Regions from separate parts of the Homo sapiens genome. Here region 2 is linked to region 1. Evidence: chromatin contacts called from ENCODE Hi-C or POLR2A ChIA-PET data. All regions are on one chromosome and are shown on one strand. Each heading gives the region's core, a stretch centred on a gene start or an enhancer-like site at or near the end of the contact. The rest is flanking DNA. Distances are from core to core; before and after follow the strand shown. Region 1 overlaps MAP3K1 (mitogen-activated protein kinase kinase kinase 1). Region 2 has its middle 85 kb from the start of C5orf67.

The links. Hi-C counts contacts between places; a loop is a spot of excess contacts on that map. ChIA-PET counts read pairs that join two places held with the same protein, here RNA polymerase II (POLR2A). Pooled maps may share reads with other maps.
Region 2: a loop to region 1 is called in a pooled map, with 6 times the contacts of the local background. The contact joins two enhancer-like sites. A Hi-C loop is called at or near these places in 2 of 37 single-sample maps with no recorded cell type and 7 of 50 pooled maps. POLR2A ChIA-PET finds 5 or more read pairs at or near these places in 8 of 52 experiments (B cell, CD4-positive, alpha-beta T cell, CD4-positive, alpha-beta memory T cell and 5 more).

What each region holds. Positions count from the first base shown.
Region 1 is chr5:56,834,437-56,840,503 of GRCh38, forward strand. The region is part of intron 1 of MAP3K1 (mitogen-activated protein kinase kinase kinase 1); the gene reads left to right. Among named protein-coding and RNA genes, the nearest start is that of MAP3K1, 22 kb to the left of the region's middle. Within about 2 kb of position 4,160, at least 7 of the 41 ENCODE cell types and tissues checked have a DNase peak (open chromatin) inside an H3K27ac peak, as active enhancers do; they include B cell, where a contact is called at or near this core.
Region 2 is chr5:56,688,527-56,694,410 of GRCh38, forward strand. No RefSeq gene overlaps it. Among named protein-coding and RNA genes, the nearest start is that of C5orf67, 85 kb to the left of the region's middle. Within about 2 kb of position 4,010, at least 3 of the 41 ENCODE cell types and tissues checked have a DNase peak (open chromatin) inside an H3K27ac peak, as active enhancers do; they include B cell, where a contact is called at or near this core.

The DNA of each region.
Region 1 (6,067 bases), core at 2,910-5,409:
CCTGGATATGAGGACAGCTTGTTGAATACTGCCTGTTAATTTGCTTTTGGGTGGATCATGAGGTCAGGAGTTCGAGACCAGCCTGGCCAACATGGTAAAACCCCGTCTGTACTGTACAAAAAATTAGCTGGGCATGGTGGCAGGTGCCTGTAATCCCAGCTACTCGGGAAGCTGAGGCAGGATAATCACTTGAACCCGAGAGGCGGATGTTGCAGTGAGCTGAGATGATGCCACTGCACTCCAGCCTGGGCAACAGAGCAAGACTCCATCTCAAAACAAAGAAAGAAAAAAGATGAGAGAAATATTGTTGTGCTTTAAGAAAGCCTTTTAAATTAAAATGTGAGTTGACACCCCAGCCAGAATAAGGGTGATGGTGTCAGGCTCCTGAAAATGATTTTGTTGTGTATATTTTACTTATATACAGCTTTTAAGAGAATAACTTGTATAAAATAAGATACTTAATTTTAGATATTATTATAATAAGTCTTAACAAGTAATAAGATATAAAATTAAGTATCTTATTTTATACAAGTTAATTACTTATTAGTGGTAATTCCACCTGCAGGCTTGAAGTTTCATGGCCTCCAGTGTTTCTCTCCAATGGAACCTTTGCTCCGTTGAACCTTGGATGGCTTAGAATCTGGCACAGATGCTAAGGGTTGAGAAGTGAATGATAGTTCTGTTGGCAATCTTAATTCCTTGATGGGCAGGCCCAGGATCACATCCATACCTTAGAAAGGGTAGCAGGGAAATACTAGCTCAGCTTCCTCCCTGAAGAATGCCAGTATTTCCTGGAAAAGAGCTGAAGAGGATCCTATGGAGGAGCCTGAGACCACTGCAGGTTAGGAGACAGGAAGGCAGGGAAGAGGAGACAGGAAGGCAGGGAAGAGGAGACAAGGAGGCAGGGAAGAGTTGACAGGAAGGCAGGGAAGAGGAGACAGGAAGGCAGGGAAGAGGAGACAAGGAGGCAGGGAAGAGTTGACAGGAAGGCAGGGAAGAGGAGACAGGAAGGCAGGGAAGAGGAGACAGGAAGGTAGGAAGAGGACTTTTTCCAAGGAGCCAGTGGTCCGCAGTAGGGATGCTGCTGGTTGAGGGCTACAGAGGACGTGGGTTAATGGAGTGATGGGAGTGGGACGTACTTTACTGAGGGATGAAGGAGAGGTGCGGAATCTTAGGCTACTCTGGAGAAACCTGGAGAAGGAGGGAGATGGGAGAGAAATAGAAGCTAGAATGTTTGCAAAGATGAAGCATTTTGGGGTTTGGTGGTTTTTTGTTTTAAGATAAAAAGGGGGGGAATTTTACAAGCTGAAGAGATGGCACAGAGAGGAAAAAGTTTTATTTGTGGTTAAAGTAGTGAGCATGCTTTTCTGAAATGTCATTTCTCAAGGAGATGGCGGCTTGGAGGGGGTCAATTGATGGTTAATAGGAAGCCAGTCTAATGAAAAGCTAGCTATACCTTTGAAATAGGAAATTTGTAGTTAGAAATGTTTGTGTTCTCTTTGTTTAAATTGTAGCTTGTGGTATAACAAAACATTCACTCATCAAATTTTGTAAAGAATTGGCTGTATGCAGATACTAGGAAGATGGCAGTAATGAAACAGACACAAATCCCTGCTCTCAGAGAGATAATATTCTAACAAAAACGTGTTTGTAAGTGTGCGCAGAACCCATTTCATGATTTCTGCTTGGTTTGTGGACTCGACTGAGGTTGATGTGAGCAGTTCCTGTAAAGGACCATCCCTATCCCAGGTTGTTCAGAGAATTGTTTTCCGTCCAAGCCCTCTGAGTGGCTCTTGTGTTTGTCTACCCTCTTCCTAATTGTCGCTTTTAAATACCTCATAGAAATACTCTCTCTCCATATTTCAACTTGGTCAGCATGTGTACCTGACTACAGCCAGTCAAATTTTGGTGCTGGTGACATGGGTGTGGCAGTGCACGTGGGAAGGTAATTCAGGAATTACCTTTTTTTTGGTAATAATGTCAGAGTGTTAAAGTGATTAGTTTTTAGAGAGTTAATTTCGGACCTATTTAGAAATACCCATATAGATATTACTTATTCTCTTGCATACTGATAGGCTTTCTTGGATGGGGAAAGTGGTAGAGATGTGATTAACGCTTTGGGCATTTGTGCGGTTTATCTTGTCTCTGCTTCGGGTCGGGAGTGACTTGTTACTGTTTACATGAGGCTAGTTGTGTGGCACTCCCTAAACAGTTTATTGAAGTTTTGTCTTGTGTATGTGACTGTCATATTATGATGGCAGAGTTGTTGAGAACAGCTGCTTCAGCCTATTGTCAAACATTTTGGCCCTATCCATCCAGCATACTTCTTTTAGGGGACTGAAGGAAAGGGACCCAGGAGTGTCTGTGCAGACTGTCATCCTAGTAATGCTTACTTGGAACAGTGAACACAATCGATTCAAGTCTCAAGTCTTTTGATTTACCTTAATCCATTTGAATTTTGTATTTTAGCCACCTTTGTATCTTTGACATAAAACCATCACAGGGTACTCCTCTCAGAAATCTTGGAATAAAATTGACACTCTAGAAAACAGATGCTCCATTTTTTATGCTTATGCTGTGGTTTTAAATGTATCCTGCCAGCAGTATCCCCCCACCTTAAGCTAGGAGAATCTAGGTGTGAGAAATTTGGATTCGGAATTCCAGCACTGCCCCCCAGACATGCCCATTCACTGACCCCCTGAGCTAGTTCCCTTTCTTCCTCTTGGGTTGCTTCCCTAATAGGATGCACTTCATGGCTTTTGCATCTCCCCTCCCAGCCACAAGATCTTTGAATCTCTGAGGGTTTTCTTCAAGGCATTTTATTCCTACTTACCACAGGAAAAATTAACAGCCATTAACAAAATTATAGACATGGGTAAGTTCCTAAGTTAGGTTTTCACTGAAATATATATGAGTCTAGACTCATGGTTCTTAGCTTCTTTACTGACCATCTCTTAGTCTTTTCCTGGGGTTGAAAGCTGTCATTTTTCCCAAGAGTGGTGTGGGAGCTCTTCCCTCTTTCTGCAGTGCCCCAGGACTAACAGTGGATACTTGGCATACACAAAGGCCTCAGTGAAGCTTATTTACATCTTGGAGATCTTTCTGGCGTAGAAGTTCATATTGGAAAGGCATTGCTTCCTCACAGCTTCCTATGTACAAATACTGGGCATTTGGGAGTCTGGATGAAAGATGAGTAAGACAAAGGCTTTGTTCTCAAGTAAAAGTCCAAGGGGAAAAGATTAATCCATTATTTTATTAAGTACATATTTATTGACTACCACCCTTGTGCCAGGCTTTCTGCTGGGGCAGGAGACATAAGCTTGAGACCCATTTCCGTCCTCACGGATCTCAAAGTCAAGAGTGGGAAACAGATAAGAGGCCATTATAGCAGTGCTCTTTGCTGAGTGAGGACTGAGGAAGATTTCTTCACACTGAGTTTTAGGGGACGTGGCCAGTGGGGGAGGCTGAAGGCAGCACCTGGGATGGTTTCTCCAAGGGGACCCTAGAGCTTCAGTTAATGAGGTGAACCCTACAGAGTACTGACACCAGGAAATATGCCTAAGGAAAACTAGATAAACTAGGGTTTTATTTTTATTTTTTGCTTCTTCTGTATGCTAGGCAAACTCACATTTTATTAGCTGTCAGTCTGTTTTCATTTTTCAGTTTAAAAGTTTTCAGGTTGATAACTTTGGTCCGGTATCAGTCAGAGTGATGATGAATTGAGTCAAAGCTGTTGTTTTAAAAAGAATATTCATATGCATGCCTATGAAAAAGAGCTGTCTTGTTTTAAAATGGAGTAATACAATTTGTGTTACAAGTACAGTTCTTTGCCCCATTTCCATTCAAATTGTCATTTATATCTGAAATCATTAAAATTAGAAAACAGTTATGATGAATGTCTTTTGAAGCATATAGCAGGAAAAGTCATAAGTCAAAACCTGCCAGTTTAAAGTAAATGCAATTATTTGGTTCTATGAAATTGTAGCTTTTGCTATAGTGAAAAGAAATTGGCATATTTATGAACAACTCCAGGATCTCATTGAAATGAGGAAGACATTATTTAGGAAGACAGTAATGATTCAGACTATATTTAGGACAGGATGTTAGAGTTAATGTGCCTTCTCTTTCAAGTGATTAGTGGGCAGATGACATCTTTGGTATTAATGATTGCCTGAGTTAACATTTTTAAGGAAAGAGTGCCACCTACTGAATGAAGAGCTTTTGTTTTCTTCCATTCAATTCGAAGAATCTTGTTTCACTTTGAATCCTTAGTGGGTGGCATTTGCTGGGCAGTGATCCCGTCTTCCAGTGGATTGACTAGGGTAGCTAGGATTCTTAGAGGGAGTTTATGCCCCCAAAACCAGGTGTAGAAACAAAACCTAAGCATAAACATGATTCAGCACTTGGCAAGTCTCAAAACCTTACCATCATGTTAATGTACTCACTGGCCCAGAAGGTTTTTTGTTTTGTTTTGTTTTGAGCTAGGAGCAAATGGCTGGGAGGAAATGAACTATTCCAAAAAATAATTGAAGGGGATTGAAGAGCATATGACATTGGTCGAGATCTTCTGGGGAGACTTCGTTTTCCTAGGGAATAATATTAGTGCAGAGATTGCTTGATCACAACTTGGCCATAGGTCAGTGGAGGGATTCCTGAGGTCAAGTTGCGAATCCAAAGGCCTACTTCAGAGTAATCCATATGGTGCTCTTTTTGTAGTTCCTAACAATAGTATCTCATTAGTGAAAGGTTGAGTACATGAACAGCAGCAAACACACCAGTATCCGAATTAAAGGACATCATTTGAGAATTTCGCATAGTCATTATTTTTAGTATATTGGGACATTTTTGATGTTGTGGCTTAATTGACTACTAGGCATCAGCCATCTCCAGCTTTTTCCACTTGTCGATTGGATTATGCAAGTCATGAGTGGTATTTAAAAGAGGTGGACTGTATGCTAAATTGATTTATCCTTGCTTATGTGTACAGATTAATGGTATAATCCATGAGGGGTGATAGATTAAGATCCTGAAGTGAAAAAATACATATATAGTGTCAGGTATATTAACCAATGGTTAGTTGCCTTTTATTTTTCCAGTGTAAAGTATAGCAGATCCTTCAATAATGTCATTTAGTTGAACATTTTGGACAATTTTGCTAAAAAGTTGATGAGGATAAAAATCTCTTCTGGCAGAGGCTACTGTCTGTATGGAGTTTGCATACTCCCCCCATCTCTGGGTGGATTTTCTCTCAGTACTCTGGTTTCCCCCTGACACCCCAAAGATGTGCACGTTAGGTTCATTGTCATGTCTGCAAGGACCCAGACTGAGAGAATGTGGGTGTTTGTTAATGCACCCTGCAACGGGATGACATCCTACCCAGGGCTAGTTCAAGTCTGGCACCCTGAATTGTTGGGACAGGCTCTGGCCACCTGTGACCCTGAACTGGAATAAGTGGGTAAATAATCATCTTATTAATGTTTCTTAAATGTATGTTACAGCTCACATTTTTTCAGTGTTTAGTGTTAGAAGTGTTTGGGGTCTCTAGAAGTTTGGTGATGTTTTTGTGACCAGAAATATGCCATAGAAACTTTCCCACTTGTTTACATCAATTGGCCTATGGTAAAGTTGGTTTTAAAGTCAAAGTTTCTCTTATTGTGTAACTTGCCATTGACATCTACTCATGTTACTTAAATAAGCGTTTTGTTTGTTTGTTTGTTTTTTGTTTTTTTGAGATGGAGCCTTGCTCTGTCACCCAGGCCGGAGTACAGTGCCCTGATCTCGGCTCACTGCAACCTCCGCCTCCCAAGTTCAAACGATTCTCCTGCCTCAGCCTCCCAGTTAGCCGGGATTACAGGCACATGCCACCACACCTGGCTAATTTTTGTATTTTTAGTAGAGGCAGGGTTTCACCATGTTGGCCAGGCTGGTCTTGAACTCCAGACTTGAGGTGTTCTACCCGCCTCGGCCTCCTAAAGTGCTGGGATTACAGGCATGAGCCACTGCGTCCAGCCAAATAATGAGTATTAATTGGCTGAATAGCAAGTATTCTCTGAAAACATTATTTAAT
Region 2 (5,884 bases), core at 2,760-5,259, 150 kb before region 1:
CAACATCACACCCTGAGTGCACATCTTATCTGGCTGAACACTGCTTCCAGCCTGTCCTCATGAGTACACCCACATAACTCCAGTTCACTGCAGATTAAGTCAGAGAGAACCTTGCTATGGTTGGAGCTCTGCAGGAGAGCTCAGGGACTACCAGCAGAGTTCTCTCTAAGCAGCAGGACCAGTCCATGTCAGATGACCATGACCCAGGGAGCAGGCAGACCCCTGAGCATCATCAGCAAAAGATGAGGGAGGCAGACAATGTAGAAGGTATTCAATGGCTGGACTAAAAGCAGCACATACAGGAGGATCATCCCAGTGTAATCAGGGCTGCAAAGAATTAGGGCAGAGATTGAATGTTGAAGCCGGTGCAGGGGGGAAAGACACTGACCAGAGCACTGGGCTCTGGGGGTAAAATGCCTGGATTAAACCCTGGCTCTGACCCATAATTTGTGGCAAGCAAGAAAACAAAAACTCTGTAAGCCTCAGTTTTCTTATCTATCAACTGGGAATAATTGCTTTACTCATAGGGTTATTATGAGGAACAGATGAGATAGTGAGGTTGAGTGCCAGCACAGTAGCCAGTACTCAATCAAATATAACTGTAAAACAAAGGGGCAGTTCCTAAGGCCCAAAATGGAGTTTTAGTCAAAAGGAAATAAGGCAAAAGGCCAGTTACAAGATGGAGCAGGCCCTGCAGTGGAGTTGAAAACCCAGGTCACCATGATGACTGTGGACTATAACTTTGGGTTCCAGTTTCTTTGCAAAAACAAGATTGTCCCCCAAGTCCTAGACAAATTGGGCAGCCGTGGCCTTAGCTACAAAGGTTAGAAAGAGCCAAGCAACCATTACCCTGACTGTCTTGGCACAGGTTCAAAGCTGATGATCACTCACCGGGACTTTGAAAGGCCACTTTCCTTTCAATCCACAGGTCCTTCCCAGTATGGTCCTTCAAGAATTATTTCTTTTTTTGTTTTTTCAACTAACCCCTGGTATTTTCCATGTCCAGTGCCACGCTTCTATCCTCATTCTGGGCAGGGGCCTCCCTCCTGTCTAGCTCTCCAGCCATTTAAGTTTCTCCATCCGGCACTGCCCCGGTTTTGCTCTGTTTCCCCATCAGCCTTCATTCTAGACCCTTCACACAGGCAGCTCCCCAGCCCACAGAGTCCAAAAGCAGGCTTTCTTCTCTACCCTTTCTCCCCACTCTCACCCAGTCCCATCCTCTGCCCTACCCACCCATCCCCGACAAGCTAGGATTTCATTATCCTCCAACTGAACCATATAAAGCCTCCATTTAGGAATTCTCATACATATTTTCATGTTAGCAACACCCACCATCTTCCCTGGAAAGTTCCCATTAGCTTTCCCTTAAGCACTCAAAATACAGTGAGACTTCACATTAACATTTTAACACAGAAACCTCTGTCCTGGCTTTTCGGTTCACTGTCATTCAGGGGGAGGGAAGCATTTTACCATACTCTGAGAATCAATTCCTGAGGTGGAAAAATGGGGACATTTTTCTAAACATGTTTGTTTCTGATCTTCCTTGCTGTCCTCCCCCAGCCTCCCATGAAGCTGATATCCCCATCGGATTGGACCTGCACTCTTGGTGAAATGTTGCTGCTGCTGCTGCTGCTGCTGCTCATGAGAGCAGAGAGATTTTTGTGATCTGTTTCTGGCACAGACCAATAGATCTGTTGTTTTCCATGGCCAAAGCTTGAACTTCTAATCTTGTCCAGCCATTTCATAAACTTGGTTATGAGACCTGTCCTACAGGGGACCAAGCAAGAGAACCATTCGAGAGCATCAGTGTGGCTAAAGATCAGCAGGCCCAAGTGGTAGAAGGTGGCCAAGAGGGTACTGACCCATCAGGCAGCATGTCCTACCTACTACCTGTGCTACAGAATCTTGTCTTCTGCTTATTCTCTGCACTCACACAAAGGAACTCAGTGAAAAAAGCAAATAATGATATGTGATCAGTTGCATTCCTGGGTTAGCCAGTATAGGAAGAACATTGCCTTTTTATAGAGATACCAATTCATAGACCATTTTTAAAGCTGAAAGAGAACACAGGGATAACCTCTCCAACTGCCTTTTTTTTTTTTTTTAACAGATGAAGAAATTGAGGTTTTAAGAGATAAATGGACCGACCAAGGATCACAAGAGCTGAACAGGAACTGATCTCCCTCTTTCTGTACTTTTTCCGTTGCACTACACTATTTACAAATATTATTTACAAAATGCATTTTTAAAATATAAGCGTATGATCAGAGACAGAAAGAGGATGTATTGGTAGAATTTTTTCCTTGAAAATTATTTGTAATGCCATAATGTTTTTACAGGCAATATGCATAGCTGAATTGTTCCTGGAGAGTGATAAAGTACTCAGGATCAAAGAAGTTATTTGGTTGCCAGGAAGAAAAAAGGAAGAAAGTAAAGTTGGATAGAGAAAACCAAGATGGGAGGTTTAAATATGTATTGGGGTGAATATCAGATCAAGGAGGGAAGAATAGGGATGAAAAAGGAAACACATAGAAGAAGGATATTAAAGATCAGGAGAGACAAAAACACTTCCAAGAAACCTAAAAAAGTAGTTTCAATGGTAAAGTGTGAGAATCCTTAATGTTAGCAATTTAAAAACCTGTGAGTCCTAGAAAAGGACAATGGGGGAATGATCTCTACTAAGCAGGTGATTTACCTATTTTCTCACTCCATCCTCACAAAACCCCATTAGAGGTTATTATTATACCTATTTTACAGGCAAGAAACTATGTCTCAGAGAAGTTAGCTTGCCTAGGTTCACAAAATGAAAATGTAGTAAAGCCAAGATTCTAATTCAAGATTGTCACCAAAATCCATCCACCAATCTAGAAGTCATGGCTTTCTTTACATCAGTAGATAGTAACACAAGTAATAGTGCAGAGATTAAATCTTTTCTTAGAGTAACGTTTAAAAAGTAACATTAGCATGTCATATTTGTGCCTCTAACATCACAGCCTGGAAATGCTATGTTCTACTAACCTTTACTTTGGGTCAGAAGAAGTTACTGCCAGGCATTACAGGAACTTGGACTTGGGTTTTGGAACAATCAAAGAGTAACTGATGTGGGAAGTCCTTTAATTCTTCCAGTGATAAAAAGATGATTGTACCAAGGGCTCATGTCCCCATTTCCAAGTGAGACAATGTGAGTCCTCACCTGGCAACTATAGTTTATTTTTTCTACCTCATTTTAATTCAGAGTAGGCTTCAGAAGTCCTAGTAAGTATTCAGTTTCATTTCCTTCATTCTTATGTATTTTTTAAAGTTTGGTCATATTTTCAGTATAACTTAGCTCCAAAAATTCTAATAGCACCTCTATTTAAGAATATATCACAAGGTATCCATATGTTGGGGAAATGATAATTGACTAAAAGTTCAAATTCTCTTGATAATTTTCTGTTCCAAGGAAATTGAGTGTGTGTGTGAGTGTGTGTGTAAATACATATATATGGAATATATAGATACTCATTTAGGAGGTACATTTTGCTTTCTCTTAAGATTACAACATAGCTGGAAATTAATTTAATTTTCTTCATCTCTTGTGTGGTTTCTTCTTTTGTTCTACATATTACTTCTTAATCTCCCTACCCGCAAAGGGGTTATAATAGCAAAGTAACTGAACTGATGCCATTTTTGAAGTCCTAACATGACAAAAGAATTTTAACAGTTATCAGAAGTTGATTTGATAGATTTTAATAGATTTAGTTGATTTCAATGGATTATGATTTCAAACGACAGCAAAAAGGGAGTGAGGAGATTGGAAAGGACGAGAACATCAAATTAACAGAATGGAGTTTCCTCAACTGAGATAACTTTTGTTAAAACTTTTTTTAACCCAAAGCTGAATTTACTTTCTATTCATTTCCACACTGAATTATAAACAACACGTTTTGAGGTGTTGTATTTAGATGTTTTTAATTTGGCCAGTCTAATACACAACCTAAAAAGTTTCCATTAGGGTGCGACAACGCCTAAAAACAAAACCAAACAAAACCTTTTCCTGTTCTGCTTAAGGTGGGTGGATCAAAGAATGTTTAGGCAGATAAGAGGGTTTCAGAGGTCGTACAGTCCCAGTTACCCAGAAGATTATAAAGAAGGATTTTTAAAATCATGGCTGTCAAGGGTTTCTTGTCCAAAAAAGCAAGAGAATTCTCCAAACAATTGTTGGTTAATGTCCAACGCAGTTTGCTACATTTCACATCTTCTCTGTCTTCAAAGGCTACAAATTTGAAACTTTACTGGGTAGGAAGGTTTTGAAACTCAAGTTCCATTTATTCTTGGCCAAGCCCAGCCGTCTGGTTCCCAAGATGGGCATGCGAGAGGGTCAAACTGTTGAAATAGTTATTTCCCCATCACCCGAGCTCCCCAGAGGATGAGTTAAAAACAACTTTTAAACAAGTATAGATCTAAAACACAACGAAAAAGGTATTTTGGGTTGTAACAGCCAAGGTCCAAGGTGTCCTGGCTCTGCAGATTGAGCCCCACCTGTCTTTGTGAGTAACTTCTTATTTCCTCCCCAGAGTGGTGGAAAGACATGTTCATTGCCATTTGGAAGCAAGACATAAAAGAAATCACAAAGGGTAAATTAGGACTGCTGCACCACACCGGAACTTAAAGGTTGATTTAATGTTTTTTTGGCTTTGGGGAGTTTTTTTGTTTGTTTTTTTTTGTTGTTGTTGTTGTTTTGTTTGTTTGCTTTTATTATGGTACTCTCTCATAAATATGAACTGAACTTGCCTTTATCAGAGTACAAATAAGAGAGACATTCTGAGATCTTCGGTTTGACTCCTGGGTGAGTCATCCTGCACCCCCACCGCTCGCCCACCAGTCCCCAGGCTGCCATTACATTTGAAAAATAGCAAGCGAAGAATTATCAGAGGGAAAATCTAAACTATAAAGAAAAAACTAGGCCAGGGACAGTGGCTCATGACAGTAATCCCGACACTTTGGGAGGTGGAGCCCAGGAGTTTGAGACCAGCTTGGGCAATATAGTGAGACCCCCATCTCTACAAAACACTTAAAAAAATTAGCCAGGCATGGTAGCACACGCCTGTGGTCCCAGCCACTCAGGAAGCTGAGGCAGCAGGATCACTTGAGCCCAGGAGGTTGAGGCTGCAGTAAGCCATGATCGTGCCACTGCACTCCAGCCTGGGTGACAGAGCGAGATCTTGTCTCAAAAAAATAAATAAATAAAATAAACAAATAAATAAATGAGCAATCTTCCTTTTTGTCCCCTACGCTGCCATACACAACACAGGATTGAAAGTGGATACCTCAATGGTTAATCAACACTCTGACCTCAGTTTACACATGCTCTGGGAAGGAAGCCCCTTTATGAGGAGTGCATTGTGGGAAAACAAGGGGAATGTTCTACATAAATCTCAGGGCAAAGTGCCTGTCCTGCAGCTGCATAACAAAACAGTTCCATACACACCATCCATCCACCCATGCCCTAAATAAGATTCCCTCTAGATAAATGTAGGGCATCTCCCACATTTTTCATCCCCTTTCTCCAGTTTTAGGGCTCATTTTCTTTTATACTCCCCACATGGTCCCCAATTCTTTTTCCCTACATCATTCTCCTTCATGTTGAAATTAAATAATGTGTATAAAACACCCAGTGCAGGGCTTGATACTCTGTGGACTCACAATAAAACTGTTTGTTCCCTTCCCTTTTCAAGTAGTGGCTCTGATGCACCCTGCTTCCAACCCTAAAGCTTCTCTCCCGTCCCCTTTCACCTTCTTGTCTCCCCCTCTCCTTATCCCCCCTACCTTACTGTGCTGATCCTCATCCTTCTCCTCCCTCCCCCGACCAAAACAGACCCAAGCACATCTGCTTTCTCCTCCC